Linked DNA regions of Homo sapiens: region 1 is linked to region 2. Evidence: read pairs that join two places in POLR2A ChIA-PET (ENCODE). Cell type or tissue: OCI-LY7. All regions are shown on one strand. Links, peaks and the distances in the headings refer to the core of each region. The heading gives the core; the rest is flanking DNA. Region 1 has its middle 60 kb from the start of FAM174A. Region 2 overlaps ST8SIA4 (ST8 alpha-N-acetyl-neuraminide alpha-2,8-sialyltransferase 4).

What was found. Peaks named below come from ENCODE experiments on the same cell type or tissue, not always from the same donor. Only the 100,000 strongest peaks of a DNase experiment are listed, where the experiment ranks them.
Region 1: POLR2A ChIA-PET joins it to region 2 with 7 read pairs; 2 of 35 experiments call an interaction of 5 or more read pairs at or near these places.

The regions. Positions count from the first base shown.
Region 1 is chr5:100,593,062-100,597,480 of GRCh38, reverse strand. No RefSeq gene overlaps it. Among named protein-coding and RNA genes, the nearest start is that of FAM174A, 60 kb to the right of the region's middle. In OCI-LY7, for the core only: no CTCF peak of the experiment used is centred there; no DNase peak of the experiment used is centred there.
Region 2 is chr5:100,891,388-100,895,806 of GRCh38, reverse strand. ST8SIA4 (ST8 alpha-N-acetyl-neuraminide alpha-2,8-sialyltransferase 4) reads left to right here. Exons shown (of 5, transcript NM_005668.6): 2 at 22-153. Among named protein-coding and RNA genes, the nearest start is that of ST8SIA4, 9.7 kb to the left of the region's middle. In OCI-LY7, for the core only: no CTCF peak of the experiment used is centred there; no DNase peak of the experiment used is centred there; H3K4me3 peaks cover 223 bases; H3K27ac peaks cover 631 bases.

The sequences.
Region 1 (4,419 bases), core at 200-4,199, 300 kb after region 2:
GCTGCTCGCTTTCTGAAATAGGAAACAATTCTGGTCAATGAGAAAAGATTAAACTGTGCTGAGGATTTCTGGGAAAATTTTGCTTTAGTGCATTAAATAATCTCTGACAATAACTCACCATAAATTGCCTCCCTTTCTTTATATAAATATTCCATCGTATATCATGAGCTGAAGTTTTATTTCTCTTTTCTTGAATCTGAGAAGGCTTTAGTGACTGATTTGGCTATTGGAATATAGCAGAAGTTACATTCAGGAACTCGTGAGACTAGGTCTCATAAAACCTTTCAGTGGCAAAAGGTTTATTGATAACACACTGCAGTAATTTAGTAAACAGAAAATGGTCCTAATGAATTCTATATCAGGATAAGGAGGTTTCCGGGCAGAGTGTTGAAAGTGCCAGTTGGTTTCTGTTAGATGCATAACATTAGGTACTCACGGAGAGAATGACATTTTTAGAAAGATAATATTCAGTGTTTTATAGAAAAATTGAGAGGAAAAAAGATTTAAGACTTACTGTGTTCAAAAATAAAATTATTTATCATCCCTAGTTTCTCCAAGTAGCAAAATTTTTCTCCAAATAAGAAATAGCCTCAGAGTAAAACTCAGTCCCAAGGTGTTTTCAGTAACACATGACATCAGGGTAGAGTTAACTTCAATAGAGCAATTACAGGACCCTTTATTGACACCTCAGAAACATTTATGGCAGGGCTGCAATCAGAAAAAGGCATCTGTGAATATGAAGGAGTATTATAAAGACTCTTTCAACTAGATAACAGGACTCCTAGGAATCTTAAGGCTGGGAACCCACGGTATCAAGACTCTAATCCTACAGTGAAGAGGAATCTATCTGACGAAAAATAAACTGTGGGGCTGACATTTGTCTAATGGTGTGAACCTCAATAAGACTGAATTAAAAGTCATAGAGGCAGTTCAGAATTTTTTTCAAAAGAGTCATTGGGGACTCAAACTTTTTCTAGGAGGAAGTAGGCTGAGAAAGATATTTAGCGGCAAACACAGGCGATTGCTAATGGAAAAGAAAGAAGTGTAGGGCACAAAGTCTGGTGCCTAGAAGGCAGAGCCAAGTGACATAGAGGCACATTATCTGGGGCAGGACTGGGCCCCAGTCAAGGAACTGGTGGCATGTGCTCAGTTAAACTTCAGAACTGCCATCGATGAGTGAGTGCTGTCTTTTACCAGAGCACAGTCTTTTTTAAAATTGTCTTTTTTTTTTTTTTGTCAGTTTCATAACCTTGTATCACCATTGTTATATTGAGCATTCAGTTGAGAAGATAACTTATTGTGTTACCGAGCAGGTAACTTGTCTCTTTGGTTCAAAATTCTTCTGTTAAAAAGAAACTAGTCTTGAGGAATTGCACCTGAGAAGTTGGACCCTCATTTCCCCTTGAACTTTATTTGAATGATGAATCCTAGACTTCAAACCGTAGTTGATTTTGCATGTGGGAGGAACATGAATACTGGTAGGCAGAGAGTACAGTGGTAGATAGTTTCCAAAAATAGTCACCATTGAGTCCTTTCTCTCTTTGCTCACATATGCTGTTTTTCGCACAATGAGGTGGGATCTAATTTCCTTCCTGCGAGTTTGAGCTCACCTTAGTGATTTGCTTGACCAATAGAATGTGGCAGAAGCAATATTCTCAAACATGTAAAACCAGATTATAAGAAGACTTGCCACTTTCACTTTAAATGCTTACTGTTGGGAAGCTTTCTCTTAGAACCCAGCTGCCACGCTATGAGAAGCCAAAGCTGTGCGTAGGCATTTCAGCTGAGCTCCCAGCCAACAGCTAATATCAACTCTCAGCCACAAGAGTGAGTCATCTTGGACTTCCAACCCAGCTGAATATTTAGATGATTCCAGTCCCAGACACAATCTGACTGTAATCAGATGAGAGATCCCAAGTGAGGAAAGCCAGTTAAGCTTTGTCAATACACAGAATAAAATATGATGATAAATGTTTTTAGCTACTAAGTTTTGAAGAGTTTTATGTGAAATAATAGGCGCCTGAAACAGCTGTTCAAAGGGCCAACCATATTTCTTTCGTTCTTTTCTTTCCTCCTTCCTTTTGCAAACAAAGGCAGGATGGCTAGAGTTGGAACAGTCATCTTAAGATCATAAAGAAAATACCAACGCGTTTTTAGAGACCTTGAGCCTGGATCCCCTGAGCTATAAAGATGTTAACAATAGCAACCACAAACTCCCTGAAATCAAGATATTAGAAAAACGCATCTCCTATTTGGTTTTTTGGTTACATGTAGCCACATAACCAAACTGATACTCCAGAGATAAAGTGAATACAAAAAATGATATTATACAGTCTTGTACTTTGGTAAACAGAGGCTTCTGGTTCAGCTCACAAGTTTTGTGGATAAAAAGAAAGAACTAGCCATATAATTACAAACACCTCAAAGCATGTAAAGTAAAAATAAAACTAGCTGCTCAATGGAAACCCAAACATTTTGATACTGAAGTAGAATATTTCTCAAAATTCCTTATAAAAGATATATGCTGTGATATAGTGTAAAACTTACTCATTAATGACACATTGAATATAACCTTATCTTTCACAGCTATGTATTTGATAATATCTCTGTTCAGCAGTGGCATAATGACAGATAGTTAAAAGAAATTCTACAAGAGGAAAACGATATAGTCAACTTGTACAGCTGTTGGCAGCCTGAATTAACTCATGGACAAAATTCAGAATAGAGAAATTGGTGACTAGTGATTTCTGCCACCAGTCTTTATAAAAAACTTGTGCTAGTGAGCTTTAGGTAAATGAATATAATAAAATCTTACAGTGAAAACATTACCTATTATTAAAGATGAACTCAAATGCTTAGATGGAGATAGAGTTAAAATTCTCTGGTGGAAATTGGAGAGCCTAATTAGTGTATGTGCCTGGATGGAAGGCCCCAATTCAATCTGGAAATTGGCTCAGATAGTACCCAGTAGAACAGTAAGGACTTTTCTCATAGGACATTTCTGTTTATTTCACCAAAAAAAAAAAAAAAAAAAAAAAAGACATGGCAAACTGAGATGTTAATTGTCTAGCCCATAGAACATAGGTCCAATAATTTTAACTTGAAAAAATTAATTAGGTATTGCTAATTTCCCTATTTGATTGTATGCATATATGAGCAAGGTGTTGCTTAGGGTATGGAAGGTGATGGAGATGCTAAGAGAAGATAGCATGACTTCTGGCTTGGACACTTGAATGAATGTTGGTGCCCTTCATTGAGATTGGTAACACAAAGTAAGGGTAGTTTGTGTAAGAATGATAATGACCATCAGTTTGATGTATCTCTGGGCCATCCATGTGGGGTGGAAGAGATATATAGATAGATATATAGATATATATAGATATATAGATATATAGATATATAGATATATAGATATATATAGATATATAGATATATATAGATATATAGATATATAGATATATATAGATATATAGATATATAGATATATATAGATATATAGATATATATAGATATATATAGATATATAGATATAGATATATAGATATATAGATATACAGATATATATAGATATATAGATATACAGATATATATAGATATATAGATATACAGATATATATAGATATATAGATATATATAGATATATAGATATATATAGATATATAGATATATAGATATATGTAGATATATAGATATATAGATATAGGTAGATATATAGATATATAGATATAGGTAGATATATAGATATATAGATATAGGTAGATATATAGATATATAGATATAGATAGATATATAGATCGATGTATGTGTGTGTATGTGTATATACATACATATGATTTGTATATAGAAGCTTGAAAATATGGGTTTTAAATATCAGATGAAAATCTAAGGAAATCCACATTTCTGATTAACCTGTTGTCCAAAACAGCATTAATGTTCCCCTCAGCTTGACTGAACTTTAGACAGGCTTCTATCTAACTTGTGGCCACTTATCTACTTTTTTGCTTTTTTTGAGTATACACCTTAGACAACATAATTATAAAATTACTATTTGCCCATTTCAGATGTAAATATTTTTTAAATCCTCTTGCCAAATTTAGAACCCCGGCATATTTTCCTCAAGGACCAAAAAGCCATCTTTTTGAAGTCTAAATAAATGTCAAGGAAGATAGCACCGACAGTTTCTATGATAGAGTTTATGACAGTTTATGACAGATGGTAGTTTTGCAACTTGGCTCCTACCTTCCTGAAGCCAAGTTGCAAAACCATTCTCTATCACAAAGATGTGAGAAGTTTAGTTTTCCATCGGGTAAAGCCAATTAGCAAACAAATACAGGTGCCCTAGGATTCTCCCCTGGTATCCTCCAGTATGTTTTGGCCAGGCACCCAGTGCTTAAAAAGCCATTCCTGCCTTTTGTTCCA
Region 2 (4,419 bases), core at 310-4,309:
GGCAATTTTGTTTTGTTTCAGAGATGGTGAATTGTCTTTGAGTCGGTCACTTGTCAATAGCTCTGATAAAATCATTCGAAAGGCTGGCTCTTCAATCTTCCAGCACAATGTAGAAGGTTGGAAAATCAATTCCTCTTTGGTCCTAGAGATAAGGTGAGTTTCTTTACTAAGGCATAATAAATTTCACATCATGTTCTCAAATACGTTGGGCTTGGCAAACTTGTATTCAACACTGGATTTATGGTTTAAGTATGAATACTTAAATAAAAGAATGAACCAGCTCTATTTAATGTTGCTCACTGAAGAATATGAAACCATAAAACTGAAATCATTATATAGTCAGAGATTTAAGGATGAATATGTGAGTTTTGAATATATTGTCTTTATACTAATGGAATAAAATATTCAGCAGAGTACTGATATTTAACATACTTCACTCAATTACTCAGGATGGACATATATTTTAAGAATTATCTTTAACTTCCCTATTGAGTCTTCATTCTGCTTTTGGGTTTTCTCAACTAGCTGAAAATTAGAGCCTATTACACTCTATTGTGCTGACGATTATAAATAAATTAGTCTTATCCTGTGAATGAGTATTTCTGTGTGGGCTCATGTTTTAAAAATTGGATAAAAATCAGAAAATAAGCTTTCTAGATTACTGACTTCTTCTTTGTAAGACTAGTCATTTTAGCTGAAACCCACTCTTGAACTCATACTCCATGCCTACGTTTATCCAGTATGTAATTTTCTTCTGATATAAACCTGTTACTAATAAGAAAGCTAGAGTCATACCTTCTTAATTATGGAGGAAACAGGAAGATTGTTTTTTCTTTATAGTTACATTGCATTACTGTATTGGTTGGTATATTTGAATCACAGCATTTCAGTAAACAAGAACTCACTAAAAGTGTGAAAGAATACATTCGTTATATAATAAAATAATCCAAAAGTCAATTAATAGTTAGCATTAACACACAGATTTTATAGGTGTAGCTTAGTGACTAAGATATAAGGGGCTAATTAATTTTCCTGGGTTTCTACCTACTCACTTCTTGTATTATACCTACCTTTAATGTAGATTATAAGAAATTTGAAGGAAGAGTCTATTAGTCTATTACACTCATCTTTAGAGTATGCACAGAAATTTCACACAATGTTTTGGAGCAAAGATAATTACAGCATGTTGAAATTTACTTGAACGAATGTCTGGAAATTTTAAAAATATGGGCATCAGGGCGATGTAGGAATAGTATTACTACTTTGGTTTAAAGGTTTGAAATTGACTGGGAAGGGAAACAGGAATCAAATCATGGCAATGTCAAGTGGTGTGTGTTTGTTTGCTTTTAGTTTGGTGGGAGCTTTCTATATTCATGTGCCTCCTACAAGAATGAATAGATGAGTAGAGTCTGATGACAGAGCTCATAAATCAATGACTTCTGGGTAGAATATGGCCAGCAAGAAAAATTTATTTCCACTGGATAAATAAAAAAGAAACCTTAAAGCCAATATTAAAAACCAGGAGGCTTTAAAATAAAAGTACAGATTTCCATAAACTCTTGAGAAATTGAATGATTTGACAACTCTGAATCTGTACTCTTCCTAAGGTTTAGCTGGTTAAAGCTGACACTAGTCATGGTCTCTCAAGTTTGACATTTTCATACCTGGAGCTCACATCTTTCATGATACCTGTCAAGTGCATTCTTCTCTGTCGCATATCCCCATCCTTATATTTGAATTTAGAAACCCTGTGAGAGATGAGATAATTATGAGGAAAAAGTCACAAGATGTGAGTTGATGTGGGGTTATAAACACAGATATACTTTGGTTTAGAATGGAGTAAAGATTCATATTTCTTGAAGGTATATTGGAAAGAGAGAGAGATAGGTGATTAAATAGCAAAAATTTGATCTGTAAGCAGAAAAATAACTTTCAAATTGGATGGCTTAGCAAGAAAGGAGCCAATTAAGGCTATAGAGATCTGGTAAAGAAACCTGATGGAAGAAAGTAAAATAAAATGTTGTAATAGTTTAACTAGTATATCTAGCCATGCTAAATAATGTGTCAGATAGCAAAAAATCTAATAAGTAAATTAAATAAGTAATTGACACTAGTTCAAGTATTATATCTGGTCATGCCTTTCCTAATAGCTATATAAAAATCAAATACTATAAATAGGCTATATACATTTTGCTATTAATAACATATTCAAGTGAAGGGTAGTAAACCTAACTTGACCCAAAAGATTCGTATTACAATTTTACAAATCAATGAGCATTACATTCATGTATTTGAGGGTGATCTATTTTCAATTATAATAGCTGATAGTATGAATGAAATGTTAGTACTATTTTTGTATGGTTCTCCTTAACAGATTAAAGAAATAAACAATAAAACAATGAACAAATGTTGAATAATACATACAAAGTTGTCACTTCCTTGAAAGGAAAGGATAATTTGTAAAACCATTATTGTACAATGTGCAAAGAGTTCATAAAAATTAGAATTGGCTATAGCAGAAATGACTAGTGAGTATTAATCAGTTTGATACCTGTAATAAAAAAATTTAGAATATGAAAATATCTGACTGTTGGCTTAGCTTTTGCAAATATTTTTGAAAAGATATTAGAAACTAATTATGGATCATTTATTATTATTGTTATTATTTTCTTTCTTCCTCACTTTTCTGGCATTTAAGAATTTCCATATCACTTTGGGTCAGTGATTGGGTGTGGGTAAATTTTAAAAGTGTTTTCAAAATTCTACTTTTAAGTTTTTGTTTATTTTTATTTTTATTTATTTTTTATTTTACTTTAAGTTCCAGGATGTGTGCAGAGCATGCAGGTTTGTTACACAGGTACATATGTGCCATGGTGGTTTGCTGCACCTATCAACCCCTCATCTAGGTTTTAAGCCCTGCATGCATAAAGTATTTGTCCTAATGCTCTCCTCCCCTTGTCCATCACCTCCCGACAGGCCCGGGTGTGTGATGGTCCCCTCCCTGTGTCCATGTGTTCTCATTGTTCAACTCTCACTTGTGATTGAGAACATTAAGACATTATTTCCAACCATTTTTTTATCTTACTGATTCAACTATCATTATAAATCTTTGAAATTTAAAAATCTTATTAAACTTATAATGTTCTTATTATATTCCTAATAATTGTCCGCATAATAAAATGTGAAAACAGTTCCTGAGATAATTTTTTTTTACATTTGTGGATATGATTTTCAACCCTATTACTAATCCCTTTGTTCCCATATGCCTTATTTTATTTTCATAAGCACACCAAGAATCGGTTCATATGTATTCATCAAACAACTGTACTTCTATGCAATTGTCTATGAGAGATGGTTCTGTTACTTCACTGTACTTTGAGGATTCACGATATATGGAGTTTATGCATTCTACAGCTAACTTTGCACTCAAAATAATTATCTTAGTTTTAAGCCTTAATATTGTTGATAAAAGTTTGTTCTTTATTATTATAAGCTAAGAAATAACACATTTAAGATGCATTAAATGTTGTGAATAAATCTGTGAACATCGTACGGGAGATTATGTAGTTATGTCCAATACTTGCAACTTGACTTTTTTTCCATATTTGGATTATTTATTTTCTTTTTTTGTTATTGTTTTTTACATGTTGACTAGAAACCCCGAAAAGTGCAAACATCAATTATAGATGTATAGAAATGTACAAATGTACACATCAGGATAGCTTTATCACATCATAATTAGAAAAAATATTTCAGCTCTTAGTGTCATGATATATCAATAATCTGAAATACATAAAACCTGCAGGTTAACTAAACATAATTGCAAATTTATATATGCTTAACTGACAAGAAAAATTTCCTATTGCATACATAGATTTACTTTACAAAAACTTCTACATACAATGTTTATACTATCTTCTACTTGCTTTGATCAATAAGTTACCGATAGAGCTAATCTTGGGTCACAAAGCTTATTAGTGGCAGTGTCAAGATTCAAACCCAGACCTCCTGACTGAGGAACCAGGACCTTATAAAATAATTTTGTTAAGAATATATTTTAGTACCCAAATGTATATTATTAAAATTTATCATTATGGAATAAATGATTCTCTTTGCTCTAAAATAACAAAAGTCATTTTTCATTCAACATTACCAAATTCTGGACCAAATATCAAATGGCACTCTAGGGTGTAAATTAAACTAAAAATGCTCTTCATCAAATATTGTGGGACAATTTTGCCTTTTCATTTGTTGTGTTTAAGATTTTTTTTGACACTAAGATGTCTTTCCCATAACTGCTAGGACTTAGAAATCCTAAATAAGGTACAGTTAAACGTTTTATTCTTCCAGAGCTTTAAGACAAGTTGCCTTGCAAAAATAATCTTTCAAAACAAACAAATAAAAAATGTGTGTTCTCTC